Linked DNA regions of Homo sapiens: region 2 is linked to region 1. Evidence: read pairs that join two places in POLR2A ChIA-PET (ENCODE). Cell type or tissue: Panc1. All regions are shown on one strand.

The links. ChIA-PET counts read pairs that join two places held together with the same protein. Peaks named below come from ENCODE experiments on the same cell type or tissue, not always from the same donor. Only the 100,000 strongest peaks of a DNase experiment are listed, where the experiment ranks them.
Region 2: POLR2A ChIA-PET joins it to region 1 with 5 read pairs; 2 of 35 experiments call an interaction of 5 or more read pairs at or near these places.

What each region holds. Positions count from the first base shown.
Region 1 is chr5:57,982,444-57,990,443 of GRCh38, forward strand. No RefSeq gene overlaps it. Among named protein-coding and RNA genes, the nearest start is that of LINC02225, 87 kb to the left of the region's middle. In Panc1, no CTCF peak of the experiment used is centred here; no DNase peak of the experiment used is centred here; H3K27ac peaks cover 2,220 bases.
Region 2 is chr5:58,056,410-58,064,409 of GRCh38, forward strand. No RefSeq gene overlaps it. Among named protein-coding and RNA genes, the nearest start is that of LINC02101, 62 kb to the right of the region's middle. In Panc1, CTCF peaks have their summits at 4,427 and 4,626; no DNase peak of the experiment used is centred here; H3K27ac peaks cover 2,422 bases.

The DNA of each region.
Region 1 (8,000 bases):
CCAATTCCTTATTTTCCTTCCTGGGAACATCTGAAATAGAGGAAAAATAATAACTAGAGTTATTTGCAGAAGTTTTCGAAACAGAACCACAATAAATGCAACATACAGAGCATGAACTTTAGAGTCAAACAGATCTGGAATTTAATTTTCATCATTCTGGTTACTGAACTATGTGACCAGGAAAAATTACCTAAGCCTTGATATACTCTAAAATTGGTAATAAAATGCTCACTTTTTTTTTTTAGATGGAGTTTCACTCTTGTCGCCCAGGCTGGATTGCAGTGGTGTGATCTCAGCTCACTGCAACCTCTGCCTCCCAGGTTTAAGCAATTCTCCTCCCTGAGCCTCCAGAATAGTTGGAATTACAGGCGCCTGCCACCATGCCTGGCTAATTTTTTATATTTTTAGTAGAGACGGGGTTTCATTTTAATGTTGGCCAGGCTTGTCTCGAGCTCCTGACCTCGTGACCGGCCCGCCTCGGCCTCCCAACGTGCTGGGATGACAGGCATGAGCCACTGCGCCCAACCGATAAAGTGCTTACTTTAAAAGATTATGTGAATACTTAAAAAATGAACGTAAAATTCTGAGCACCATGTCTAGCACACAGTATGTGTTTAATAAATATCAGCTATTATTAATGGTTTTATTAAGATATCAATCATTACATGGGTCAACTATCTAGAGGCCAAGAAAACTCCTCTGAGCCTTCACTCTTCAAACGCAGTTTATGTTACCTGAGGTATTGATGCTTTAGTCCTTCCCAAATGGACACGGAAAACTGGATGGTAACTTGCTTCTTTCCATTATATGTCAGCTTCGCACACTAGATCTCATACCCCATGTGACCAGCGTTGATCTCTCTTTCACAGTCACTACAGAAATAGGGGTAAAGGAGATGCACCTCCCTAAGTTGCTACCAGAGGATATCTAGTTGCTAAACAATAGGCAATAAATAATGTTATTTCCCTTCTCATCACTATTACTGATCCAATTTTTATTCAGAATCCACAAATTATCACCTTAACAAGATTTCTAGCCCAAAAGCTTCACTTCCCATTATCATTGCCTAAGCACTAGGAGCAGTGGCTCTCCTTATACACCTACTGAGCAAAGGACAATGACGTTTGTCTGTGATTTTCTTATGTCTCCCCTCCTGGGTACTCTCTCTCTGTGAGGGAATATCACGTGATCTCCCTCATGGCCATCCTGGGACTCACATAAATTAAGGATTCAGTCTTGTGAATTCAACATTTGTATAGAAATATACATTCTTTCCATTGTCCCCACATTGCTCCTTCTCTATCCATGGGCCAGTGATTTGCATCCAGTATACACTTATTAACTATTGGTAGGGTTAACTATTTGCATGGTCAATAGGACATCAGGAAATCTGAGCATGGGGTAGGGGTTTTTTTATATGTATCTCTTATGAATAAAAACTATCAGCAGCATATCTTTTAGTATCATATCAGGGCATTAACCAGCCTACACAAGGATACATAATTCTAACATACATTTTTCCCTATTTAATTTTTTCTACTTTATAAAATTATTTTATATCCTTTTTAATTTTTGTCAAACTTTTTATACCAATAGTAACATTTTTATATCATTATAATTATATCTGTACTAATTATGTGATGGATCAATTTGAGATGATAATCAGGATCCATATTTAATTAAAATATTGGATATATATATACAGATGCTCCTAAACTTATGATGGGGTTACATCCTGATAAACCTATCATTAAGTTGAAATTATCTAACTTGAAATAGCTAGTAGCTAAATAATAGGTAATAAATAATGTTATTTCCCTTCTCATCACTATTACTGATCCGATTTTAATTAGAATCCACAAATTGTCACTTTACCAAAATTTCTAACCTGAGAGCTTCACTTGCCGTTGTCATCTCTTAAGCACTCAGGGCAGTGGCTTTCCTTATACACCTGCTGAGCAAAGCCTGGTGACATTTGTCTGTGATTTTCTTATGTCTTTCTATATAGAATTTCTATGGAGACTCCTAGAAAATCCCACGTACTTGTGATTTCACCTGTAAAAAGGAGAAATGAGAGACACCATTCAATTAGTTTGGTACATTCAAACTAATTGTAACACACCTAACCTACCAAACATCATAGCTTAGCCTGGCATATTTTCAACATGCTCAGAACACTTACATTAGCCTATGGTTGGGCAAAATCATCTGTCAACACAGTACACTGTAGGGTGTCGTTTGTCTACCCTCTTGATCACGTGGCTGATTGGGAGCTGTGGCTCAGTGAGAGAGTATCCTACCGCATATCGCTAGCCTGGGAAAAGATCAAAATTCAAAATTTGAAATATGGTTTCTACTGAATGCATATCACCTTTGCATCATCACAGAGTTGAAAATTCATAAGTTGTACTATCATAAGTCAGTGACCATCTGTGTATATAAAATCACATATAAAAAAAAGGAAGGAAAAAAATATATGTATGTATATGTGTGTATGTGTGTATGAATGATACAGTTTGGATTTGTGCCCCAGCCCAAGTCTCATGTTGAATTGTAATCCCCAATGTTGTAGGTGGGGCCTGGTGGGAGGTGATTGGATCATAGGGATGGATTTCCCCCTTTGGTGTCATTCTCGTGATAAAGTTCTCATGAGATCAGATTGTTTAAAAGCATGTGGCACCTCCAACCTCTCTCTCTTCTTCCTGCTTTGGCCATGTTAAGACGTGCTATTTCCCCTTCACCTTCTACCATGATTGTAAGTTTCCTGAGGCTTCCCCAGCCATACCTCCTGTACAGCCTGTGCAACTGTGAGCCAATTAAACCTCCTTTCTTTATAAATTATCCAGTCTCAGGTAGTTCTTTACAGCAGTGCCAGAACAGACTAATACAATGTATGTATAGGTATATATATACATACACACACACACACACACATATATGTACAGTATGTTTACTGGATGAGGTTGTTCAAGAAATAAAGATAGTAAAGACATTCAACTGTGTATGCAAAGCAATGAGGTTTGTTTTTGCTAATCAATGAAAAAAGAGAGCAAATTTGTCCCAAAATAGTGTCAAGTTAATCAGATAGCTATGCTACAACCATTTATCATCAGGCACCCATCCTTCTGTTGCAACCATGTAACCAAATATCCTCTCACAATCATTTTTGATTTTGCCTTCCCAAGACCAGTTTCTAAATTTAGAAAAATAAAATTTTAAAATATCCTTTGAAACTAAAATTATCTTTCAGATTTCCTAGTAGACTCCTAGAAAATCACATGGATTTGTTATTTTACCTGTAAAAAGGAGAAATGAGAGAAGCTATTCAATGTTTGGTACATTCAATATTTTTAAATTAGTTAACACTATTGTAAGAGCTATATGGGGAGATTTGTAAATCAAAGAGAAGATTGGCCTTCCGTGTGTTGATTTTTTAGAGATAAAATCACCAGCATGGCACATGTATACATATGTAACTAACCTGCACGTTGTGCACAGGTACCCTAAAACTTAAAGTATATATAAAAAAGAGATAAAATGTTACTAATATCAATGTCCCAAAGACTGTACACTTTAAGGAATAAATTGGGGGGCCTTGGTGTCTGTCTATATCCTATCTGTGATGAGATGTTCTTATCCTCAGGGGAAACATTGATCAGGCCCTGATGGGATAGCTGTGCACTGCACCCCAATTGAGCACTTTACTTTCTTCAATTTTGTTACTGATTACTGTAATAAATTCATGACAGCCCTTCAGTTTCATCAACAGACGGTTTCTGAGTTATCTGATGCTTGCCTGAAGTCTCTGCTATACACTTCAAGTTACAGTCTGTTTCTTCAATAAAGTGGGATGGTCTCAGAACCTTGCGAAAAGGACCATAACTGATATTCCTAACTATTGATATTTCAACAAAAAATATGTGGGTGCAAGCTTCAGTGCTTAAAGCTGAAATAATTTAGACAGCTTTCTGACCATAGCAAACTGAGTCTTTTCAGTCCAATGAAATGATTTTATTAAAAGAGATTGCTGACTGAAACTCTAGCAGAAATAATAATTACTTAAGGAAAAGTGAATGAACTGATAAAGAAAAATTACCTGTGATTTTTTTTTAAATATCATGGATATTGTTTTAATGCTCTTTTTTCTGATTGGTATATAAGGGGGCTTTTCTCTTTATTTATTGTGAATCCTCAATTTAGTAGACTGTGCCTTTGTAACTAAAGCAAAACTTTAATTGGTATCTGATTCTCATTGATTCCTCAGAATTCTGAAAAAATACTTTTACTGGGCCTCATTACTTTTCATGGTAATAAATTTATTTGCATAGGTTCAATAAAAATCTGTTCTCTTACTTAACAAGATATAAATAGACAAATCTGAGATAGGAGGCCAGACTTGACTCAGGAGACAGGACTTGACTCTGGAGGCAGAGCTCAGACACTGGACCAAATTCAGGACTAGCTAAAACAGGGAGAGGTAGAAGCAGCTTTCCACCAACAACACCCACCAGTGTGCCATGCCAGTTTACCATTGCCATGGCAACACCAGGGAGTTACTGCCTCTTTCCATGGCAATGACTTGATGACTCAAAAGTTACTCCCCCTTCCCTAGAAATTTCTGCACAAGCTGCTCCTTAATCTACATATAATTAAAAGTAGGAATAAATATGACTGCAAAACTGCCCTGAGCTGCTGCTCTCTGCCTGTGGGGTAGCCTTGCTCTGCAGGAGCACTCATGGAGCTGTAACACTGCTACTTCAATAGAGCTATTTTTTTTTCTGCCTCTGGCTTGCCCTTGAATTCTTTCTTGGGCAAAGCTAAGAAGTGTTATGGGCTAAGCCCCACTTTGGGGCTCACTTGTCCTGCATCAAATTGATTTTGCAACAAACTCCATGGTTGGTGTGTCAGTCGTATAAAGAGTAATGCTCATTTAATCAGCTATGACAAGCCTACCACTAAGGTACAAGGATTGATTTGATATATGAAGTTAATGCCTGCAAAATCCTCCCAGGAAAGCCAGGTTGGTCTCTGTCTTTCTTACAGGGTTCCAGCTTCACAGCTGATTAAAAAAAAAAAAATCACTCCCTAGCAGACCAGGGACCTTAGTTTACTTTAAGTAGATTGAAGGGAGAGAAATTCACTTACATTTATGAATAAAGCAGGTGAGGAAGTTTCTTGGGCTATGGTTCCTATCCCTAGGTAGAAGAATAAATAATTGGAAGCATTTATAAGTCAAATCTAAGAGTTTTTATAAAAATTTCCAGGCAGAAGCTAATCACTGGTTCAGTGTTGCTCAATGCCAAATAGCTCTAGATTTACTGAGCAAACTCAAGGAGGCTAACAAAAGTAATTAACTCCTCTTGTTCTACATATGTAAGTAATCAGGCCAAAATATGAGACTAGCCTTATTTAGTTAATCAAGAATATTTTTGCAGATTATTTGCAACCAAAACGGGAGACTTAAAAAAATAGTATCTAAAATCTAAAAATAAGTAAAAAGTTGGGGAAGGCATGTCCTTTCAATATCACTTGGGTGCTGTTTAACAAGACTACTGGATGATTTATTTAATTCTCTAGGAGGGTGTATATGTTTAATTTGTTATTCACCATTTAGTTTTCATCCAGACATATGTTAATTTGTGTACTTCTATTCAGTTGAAAAGATAACCTCAAATTTTGTGCTGTCATTGCCCTACAGGACATTAAGTAGTTTTTAAAATTTAACCCAGAAATCTTATTCTAACCTGCCTTTCCTCCCTCCCTCCTTCCTTTCCTTCCTCACTCTCTCCCTTCTTCCTTCTTTTTTTTTTTTGTTTTTATTTAATGCTTGTAAGTATCCAGTTTCTCAAATGTTTTTGAAACTAGCTTTATCATCTCACTAGTTTTTTTTTTTTTTTTTTTTTTTGAGACGGAGTCTTGCTCTGTCACCCAGGCTGGAGTGCAGTGGTGCCATCTCGGCTCACTGCAAACTCCGCCTCCCAGGTTCATTCCATTCTTCTGCCTCAGCCTCCCGAGTAGCTGGAACTACAGGCACTCGCCACCAGGCATGGCTAATTTTTTGTATTTTTAGTAGAGACGGGGTTTCACCCACCGTGTTAGCCACGATGGTCTTGATCTCCTGACCTCGCGATCCGCCTGCCTCAGCCTCCCAAAGTGCTGGAACTACAGGCGTGAGGAACCACGCCCGGCCACTAGTTTCCTCTTTATTAACTTAAACATTTAAAAATATGCAACATTTATATCTATATGAATTAATTATTTGAGCTTCTGTAAATTATACTTTGATACCATTAGATCACACCATATAAGAATCTGTTTATTTTGGCTATGAGCACAGCCTCTTCTGCATTTCTTCTGTAGATAAAAATATAAGCTTTTACTTATGTGTGTATAATAACATTGCTCTCCTGCTTCTAAAAAGGAATTGAAGTAGCTTACATTTAAAGTAACAGTGTGGCACGTTTGAACCCATGTGGAATCCTCTGCTGGATTTGAAAAATGTCTGAGCAAGTTTGACAAATGAGTGGGAGATACTCATCAGAATACCATTTTCCTGATGATCTGTGAAGTGTTTTGGCACCTAGTGCATTCTAGAGAACAGAATGCCCATTTGGTGTTATCATTTTGGAATATCAGTTTTTTTCAATGGTGGCATCTGCAGTGGTACCCAACAGAGTGTGTGGTACCCAGTAGGAGCTGGTGATACCCAGAAGGAGAGAGTAGCATCTGCTAGAGTGGCAGTGGTGCCTAAAACAGTGATGATACCCAACACAGCAGAACAGCCTTTGGAGGAGACAGCTGCTGTATTGGCAAATGGAAGCAGTTCAGAAAGGAATTAAGCAAATGTAGTCCAAGTGCATTGCTTATTAGAACTTGCTAGAAAAAAAAAAGAATTTGACATCAATATTACTTTAATGATGTCTCTTGAATATTATTAATCTGAAATCCATTTTTGATAGGAACTCCCTGGAGAATGACTGAAAGGCAGCTTTTTTGAGTTTTATTGTTCATTGTAAAGACATTTGCATGCTCTCAATAGAGAGGTAGTAATGTTGTTATTCTGTTAAGGAAATTAAGGAGTCTTAATGTTTTCACCTAAACAGAGCACAAACCTCTTCCCACGGAAGGTGAGTCATAGTGTACCCAGAGGCAGAACCAACAAAGCCTTCAGAAAAGAGACTCAAATCTGATCCAAAGTGCAAACGAGTGAAGCTGGGAACAGTCTACTATCAGCGGTTTAGAAATCACTTGATAATTAAGATGTGTACAATAGATATTTTATTCTCTTCTTTCTTTTCTCATTTTAGCAGATTGGTGATAATAAAGAAGTTCACCGGCCTATTCAATTAATCTAAAAGACAGTCTGTATTACCTGAAAGAAAATTAGATAAGTGTAGCAAATAGTAGAAAATGTGTTATTAATACTATTCTGGGAATGCAATGGATTTAAAGCATTGTCAATGACAGTGAGAATACATATAGCTACTGTGGTAAGTGCAGGGTGTTTGTTAAATGAAAGTTACTAAATAACATCCAGCATTGAGTCAATTGGTTACGGTTCTAAGAATCCCTGTTGTTTTTCTCTTATAACAATTGTGAGACTATTGAGAGCAAAATGGAAACTGAGTTAAGTAATAATAACTGAATGAGAATCCAGTGTTGTAAGCATCCTTTGATTGAAAGGAGGCACTATCGATTTCATTGCTTTTAAAACCCAAATTCTGCTTCTGAGAAAAATCTGACTTTTGAATTACCTCACGTTACTAAGGCATGTAGTCAGTAATGGAGCTAAACTATGTTGGATTTTGGGGACTAGAGCTGTGATCTAACTAATGATGCAGGGAAAATAGCAAGCTAAAATTTATTTTTCTTGCTAAACATGTTGCTGTTTAAGAAGGCCATGCCCTTCATGACTAAGAAAAGATTTTGTTAGAAGTGAGAAAAAAGAAAAGGATGATCTTGGAAGAAACTGTCAATTTGCTGTTCACTTCGATAGTAAC
Region 2 (8,000 bases), 74 kb after region 1:
AAACCTCTGAGTTTGAGGCAAAATCTGGCACAGGAAAGAAATGGCATCCTTCAGCCCCTAGGGTTCTTGGAAGTGGTCAAAGTTCCAAACAGAATCTCCCTCACACTTATCTACAGCCATACTCAACCATTGTCATCAATTTTATTTTTTAAAATTTTTGATTATCAGTATTTTATATTTACATTTAAGGATTTTTAGATTGTAGAGATGTTTAAATATGTATTGTATTTAAAAGACACATTTATTCTCCAGCATTAGTTTCTCTCATTCATGATTACTTACATTATGAGTTAAATGAGCTTTGGTGCACTGCCTGGGAATCCAGCCAGTATTTGTGAGATCATTTCTAAGATAACATGCATTTTCAGTTCCCGAAACCCTAGGAACAATAAAACTCCATAAACACAGTAAGTATTGTCAACTTGACTAGGGTCAATGAACAATAAGAGAAAATATTAATAATTCAGTCAATTCTTCAAGTCTTGATTCCCCTTTCCTGAATTACAATTTTTCCCTTTTCAATTTGATTTGCACTCCTTGGGTTGAATTTTGTGTTCTAGCTCATAGTAAAACTAGAAATATAAAAACAGGAATATAAAAACAGGAATATAAAAATCTTTGTTGAAAAGGTTAATGAAAATTTTTAGTTACAAATGTGCTTGTTATGTGAATGATGTTGGGAAGGTTTTCTGATATCCCTGGAGTAGTACATGAATGTGTGGAGTCATGCATTTAGTTTGTAGGATGAAATTCACATTATGGAGTGAATTTGGAATCATATCGAAGAAATCATTGCCAATTCCAATGTCATGAGGCTTTTGCCCAATATTTTCTTCTAAAAGTTTATCGTTTTTGGTCTTACCCTTACGTCTGTGGTCCATTTTGAGTTTATTTTTGTATGTGATGTTATGTAAGGTACCCAATTTTATTCTGAATATCCAATTTTCTTAGCACCATTTGTTGAAAAGACTGTCCTTTCCCCATTGAATGGCCTTGGCATCCTTGTCAAAAATTATTTGACCATAATTCAAGGGTTTATTTGTGGGTTCTCTTCTATTCCGTTAGTTCACGTCTGTCTTTATGCCAGTACCACACTGTTTTGATTACTGTAGCTTTGTGGTAAGTTTTGAAATGAGGAAGTGTAAGTTCTACAGTTTTATTCTTTTATTATTTTTTTCCGCAAGACTGTGGCTACTCGTGGTCCCCTGAGATTCTATGTGAATTTTATGATGGGTTTTCCCATTTCTGCAAAAAATCATTGAGATTTGGATAGGGATTGCACTGAATTTGTAGATCACTTTGGGTAGCACTGAAATTTTAACAATATTAAGTCTTCCAATCCATAAAGTTAAGATGTGTTTCTGTTCTAATATTTTTCGGTAATGTTTTATAGTGTTCATTGTACAAGCCTTTCATGTCCTTGGTTAACTTGTTTCCTAAGCATTTTATTCTTTTTGGTGCTATAGTAAATTGACTTGTTTTTGTCATTTCCTTTTCAGATTATTCATTATTAGAGTGTGAAAATGAAAGACATTTTGTATGTTGACTTCATATCTTTCTACACTGCTAAAATGACTTTTTAGTTCTAAGTTTATTTTTATGAACTCTTTACGATTTTCTACCTATAAGGTAATGTATCTGCAGACAGAGATAATTTTACTTCTTTCTTTACAACTCAGATTCCTTTTTTTTTTTTTTTTTGGCCTAATTGTTCTGGCTAGAACTTCTAGTACTATATTGAATAGAAGTGTGAAAGTGGGCACCCTTGTCTTGTTCCTGATTTTAGAGGAATAGTTTTCAGTCTTTTGCCATTGCATATAATGTTCACTGTATGTTTTTCATATATGGCTTTTACTATGTTGAGGCAATTTCCTTTTATTTCCAGTTTGTTGAGTTTTTTTTTATTATAAAAGAATGTTGAATTTTGTCAAATGATTTTTCTGCATCAATTGATATGACTGTGTGTTTGTTTTGTCTTCATTCTGTTAATATGGTATATTATACTGATTTTTATATTTTGAATCATCCTAGCATTCCAGGAATAAATTCTACTTGGTCATGATGTATAATCCTTTTAATATGTGCTGAATTAGCCAAATTCAGTTAAAATTTATTTAACATATTTTGCTTAACCTATCAAAATATATTATTTTCAGTGTGTAATTAATATAAACTGTAATTACTGAGATATTTTATATTCTTTTTTCACACTCAGTCTTGGAAACCAAGTGTCTATTTTATACTTACAGACATCTCTATTTGGATGATACCCATTTCAAGTGTTTAACAGCCATATGTTGCTAGCGGCCACCGTTTTGGATACCACAGCTCTGGTCACTGTGTTAAGAATTTATAGTAAGCTCACACATTGCCAGTGGGAATGTAAAATAGTGCAGCCACTTTAGAAAACAGTTTGATAGTTCCTTAAAAAGGTAAACATAAAGTTACCATATGATCCAGAAATTCCTCTCCTAGGTATATACCCCAAAGAATTGAAAACATATTTTTATGCAAAAATGTGTATGTGAATTATAGCTGCACTATTTGTAATAGCCAAGAGATGAAAACAACCTAAATGCCCATTAACTGCTGCTTAGATAAACAAAATGTGGTATGCCTAGGCAATAGAATAGTATTCAACCAGAAGAAGGAATAAAGTACTTATTTATGCTACAACATGAATGAACGTTGAAAATATGGTAAGTGTAAAAAAAAGACATAACTGGGAGGCCAAGGTGAGTGGATCACCTGAGGTCAGGAGTTCGAGACCAGCCTGGCCAACATGGTGAAACCCTGTCTCTACCAAAAATACAAAAATTAGCCAGACGTATTGGTGCGTGCCTGTGATCCCAGCTACTCGGGAGGCTGAGGCAGGAGAATCACTTGAACCTGGGGCACGGAGGTTGCAGTGAGCTGAGATCACGCCATTGCACTCCAGCCTGGGCAACAAGAACAAAACTCCGTCTCAAAAAAAAAAAAAAAAAAAAAAAAGACATAAAAGGCAGAGTAGTATGATTCCTTTCATCTAAAATATTCAGATTAGTGGCAGTTAGTATTTTTCCAGGGGCTGGTGGTGGGAGTGTGGAAAGTGACCGGGATGGGGTTTCTTTTTGGAGTCAAAAAAATGGGATTAGTGGCAATTTTTGCACAAGTTTGTGAATATGCTAAAAACTGCTGATTTTATATTTTAAAATGGTAAATTGTATGGTATGTGAATTATATTTTAATTTTAAAAGATATTGTACAGTATTGTACAGAAAAGGAACATGGATGAAGTTTAAAAAGTTAGGAGGCCATTGCAATAGTGTTAGGAGGAGACAAATACAGCTTGGGCAGTGTAGTAGCAGTACAGGTGTTGAGACAGACCAGATTCTGGGAATATTTTGAAAAGTAGAGCCAAATAATTTTTGGATGGATTTTGGTCTGAGTGTCTGGAAAGATGGGATTTCCTCATGGGGCATGATGTTGGAGAAATAATTGGGGTTACTTAAAAACAGAAATTTGCTTTTGGACATAAGCATGAAATGCCCATTAGACATCTCATGATATCCAGTAAGCAGCTGGATATACAAATGAAGAATCGGGGAGAGATAGGTGCTGGAAAGAGAGAGACTTAGGCATCAACATATATAAACGGTATTAAAAGTCATGAGACTAGATGAACCCAGGAGGTGAGTTTAAATATAGAGGGACACAGGCCTGAGTCCTGACTCACTCCAATATTTAGGGTTCTGGGACATGAGAAAGAAGCTGCAATAATGATAAAGGAGTGACCAATTAGGAAGAAGAAAACTTGAATGAATTATGGCCTGAAAGCCACAGGAAAAAAAACAAAAACAAAAACAAAAACAAAAACAAAAAAAAACGTGGTTTAAGAACTGAGTGATCCTTAGTATCAAATGCTGTTGATAGGTCAGGTAAGATGAGGGCTGAGAAATTGCCACTGGATTTAACAGCACAGAGGTCATTCATAACCTTGGTGTAATCAAGGTGAAAGGAAAATTGTATTGGATCAACAGAGAGTGAAAAGATTATTGTAAATGAACACAGAAAAAGGGGCCCAAAGACTAAAAAGAAGTGGAGTCACAATATTCTTTTAAGGTGGAAGTAATAAGTCTATTTGTGTGATAATGTGGACATTGCAGTAAAAAGAGAAAAGTCAAGATTCAGGAGAGGAAAAATGGCTCTGGAGTGTAGTTCGGCAATAGTTAAAATGAGGGTGTGAAAATACTTTAAACACAGAAAAATATTTTCAAAAGAAAGCAAATATATGATATGGCCTTTGAAAAGATTTATTGATTCTGTTTTAGGGGAGTTAGTATGGGCAGACTCACTTGGGTTGCTCATGTACTTTTTTTCCTCCAAACTTTATAACCTCATTGGTAGTGTGCTCAAAGTAAAGTAATGAGGCAGAATTCAACCCACTGAGAAAGCAAGTAGATGGCAGCATGTGAATGAGGTTGAGACAGGGAACCAAATGGATGTGGATGCACCAGACAGAAATTGAAGGCAACTCAGATTTCATTAGGTGATGTTGGTTGTTAGGAGACAGATAAAAATGTTTCCTGTCACTGAACTTCCCTGCAATCTCTGAGGTTGCAGGAGACATTTTTCTCAGGGCCTAAACATCAGCCTATTCCTGAAGTTGCTGGAAACTACTTATCAAACATTTTGCTAACGATTACAAAATCACAAGCTCTTCCCAAGACTCACAATCAATCAACAGCTTAGGCAGGAAGTAGTTGTAGTCTCTTGGGTCATCTCTTTTCATTTTTTGTCTCTTACTCTATCCGAGGAGCTGGATTGAGTCAGCCTTTGATTTCAACTGAAGGAACTGCTTGCTGAGCTCAAATAACAGCCAGCTAATTCCAGGAAAAGCCCTGGGAATGTATAAGGTACTTCGGAGACCCTTCAGGGAACCCAGCCCTTCTGCTGCTCTTTCCCAAAGAACTTCAAATCTGTAGGCTCAATTGCAAACTTCTCTAATGAAATAAATAGATGCTCTAGAAGGAGTGGCTTCCTGTAGAGGCTGAAACTGGCCCTTGTTGTCCTGCTTTTTTTCTCTAATGATCTGTCTTCTCCTAAGGGATGTAGCTTTGAAGGGGTGAGGTCATTGATCTTCCTTTACCAACCTGTCCTAGGTGTGGATACATCATTCTTCCTTAATATTCCTTAGCTGTGACCAGGTTGAATGTTCAAATGAAACTCCACTAAACAACAGAGTATAACCAAAAGGAAGTACGCTAAAATATGCCCAACGGAAGTAACCAAGATAATCTGGGTTAAAAGACAGAGTTTTTAAATTTTCAACTTGAGGTCTCTAAGGGCTTGAGGTCTGCTAAGTAATTGATGCCTTCCTACTTAACTCCCAGGTTACTCACAAGTTTTAAAAACAAACAAAAAGTATCTTTAATTTCTTTATTGCTTGAAATATACTTGAGGTGTTTTTTATTTTTTATTTTTTGAAGTACAGACTTACTGAGCAAGATTTGGGAAGCCGTAAGAGGTCACTTCCCAGCTGCCTAGAATCCACTTCTTAGGTCCCACCTATGCACCCCCCACCAGATCAGGTTATTTTACTTTTGTCTACCCCTAGTAAGAAAAGAATTTATAACGTTGGGCACGGTGGCTCACGCCTGTAATCCCAGCACTTTGGGAAGCAGAGAAGGACAGATCACAAGGTCAGCAGTTCCAGATCAGCCTGGCCAGCATGGTGAAACCCGGACTCTACTAAAAATACAAAAATTAGCCAGGCATGGTGGCATGTGCCTGTAATCCCAGCTACCCAGGGGGCTGAGGTAGAAGAATCGCTTGACCTCGGGAGGCGGAGGTTGCAGTGAGCCAAGATTGCACCACTGCACTCCAGTCTGGGCAACAGAGTGAGAATCCATCTCAAAAAAAAAAAAAAGAAAAAAATAATTTATAAAGAAGTAAGACTCCAGGTGCCTATTCCAAATTCTCTTGCCAGCACTGTAAAATCAGAACTTTCTTCTCCAATTATCACCCTGCCACACACACACACACACACACACACACACACACACACACCACAAATTAAAACAAGTGGGGCACTGAAAAGTCTCAGAGAATGACCACTGTCCAGGTGTCTCTCCACCCACCCTTGACTGGCTTGTGGGTTCCATTTTGTCTAGCAGCCATGCCTTGGTGGTTACTTTGACCTAGATATTCAGAAAAAGAGCAGGTCAGCCAGTATACTTTGTTGAGTGCTTTCTTTTCTTTTTTCTCTGGGGTGCTGGATGGGGATTTTGAGTGGTGGCCATAAATGGTAAGACAGAAACTTAGAATTGGACCTTCAAGTTTTGTCTGCAAACACTGCAAAAGAATAAAAACACTATTATACATTATTAAATGCATTTTTCTCTGACCCTTGCACAAGTTGTAACATCCCCCTCAGTATAGATAACCATGCCTTGAGGCCTCCAGGGTATCTGCAGATAGTTAAGGAAACTGGAGTAAGCAGTGACCTGGTGGTGGTCTTTGGATTCCAGTAGATATAGCCATACACAGCAGGACCCTGTAATGTCCCAAAGACTTGGTGGTATTGGGAGGAGACAGCTAGAGCAGAAGAAAGGCATGGTCCCTTCTGCGTGCAGCAGAACCAGAAGCCAACTAGACTTATTCCTGAGCTGTTGTAAAACATCCCTGAAACTCCCAGAACTGTCCAGGGAAAACATTAATAGTAAGCTAGATTTCTAAATAGCATGAAAAGACTAGAGCCAGAAAAACATAGATCATGGTCAGACATATTTCTTTGCTTACAATGGATGTGAGAAGGCAAACCAGTTAGGAGGTCAATGTAGTAAATCAACACGGGAGATTATGTCAGCCTCAATTAGGATGAATACAGCAGGAATAAGTTAATTGGATGTGTGTAAGTGATACTATTGAGTTACAATCGACAAAAGTTGGTGATTGACTTGATATGGGGTGTGGCCGATCAGATAGGCTGAGAGAGAAGACCACCTCCAGGGTGATTCCCAAGGTCCCAGCTGGGCTGTCACAGATGAGCCATCCTCTCCAGCACCCTTGCAAGCCACATACATTCTCCCTAGATTTTGAAATGGCCTTCTCTATATTCTTACAACTAACTCCCAGGGGTGGGTCTGCTCTGCTTTCACAAAAAGATGTGCTTTGCCCTAGGAATAGGATCAATTTTGTTTACTGTTGGGCAGAATTTAAGAAGCCCAGAGTGCTGACTTCACATCTGTTTCAACCTGAAACTCGTGTAACCACTTCATTATCATGACTTTCTCTTCAAACATCAGAAACTAGACCCCTGACTTTTAATAATCTAAATTCTAAAGTACCTTGAGAACTGAGGTCAAATAATCCCCCTTACCAATACTGGAGTTCAGCTCTAGTTACCTAAGTCCAACCTCTTTAACTCAACTGTCTGCATTCCTGGATGTTTACACACTTTCTGCCCATAAAGTTCCCACTTCGATTTTCCACTCTGTTTCTGGGAGGTCTCCTGTAGCCCATTGTGGACTATTTCTGTTGCTAATCAACTGTATATTGTTTAATTTTTGCCATGGTCTCCTGATGCCATGCCACCTTCCTCTGCTTTTCAGCCAGTGACCTGCTATTGATGTCTTTTCAAGTATCTTCCCACCAGAAGGTTTTCTGATGTCTAAATGAACTTTTTACTCTTGAATTTGATGTGATCAACTATCATTAATACCTTAGCAGGTCCTCAAGAGCTCTTTCAAAGAGTTGGCCATTTGAGCTTCTGCAATTTCTATTAGAAATGTGACATCCTAAATCCATATTTTGCAGAGGTTCCGCTTTTTTTCTTAAATAAGCTAAATGAAATAAATTAAAACTAAGATTTTGAAAGTATATTAAATACTGATTTGGGGGAGTTCAGCCATTTAATTTATAGAAAGATTTAGTAAACTATTTTTAAGTCATTTGGGAAAAAATGTTATTTAAATCTCAAGATGTTACAAACTTTTATAAGGTGTCAATTCTTTCCTCAT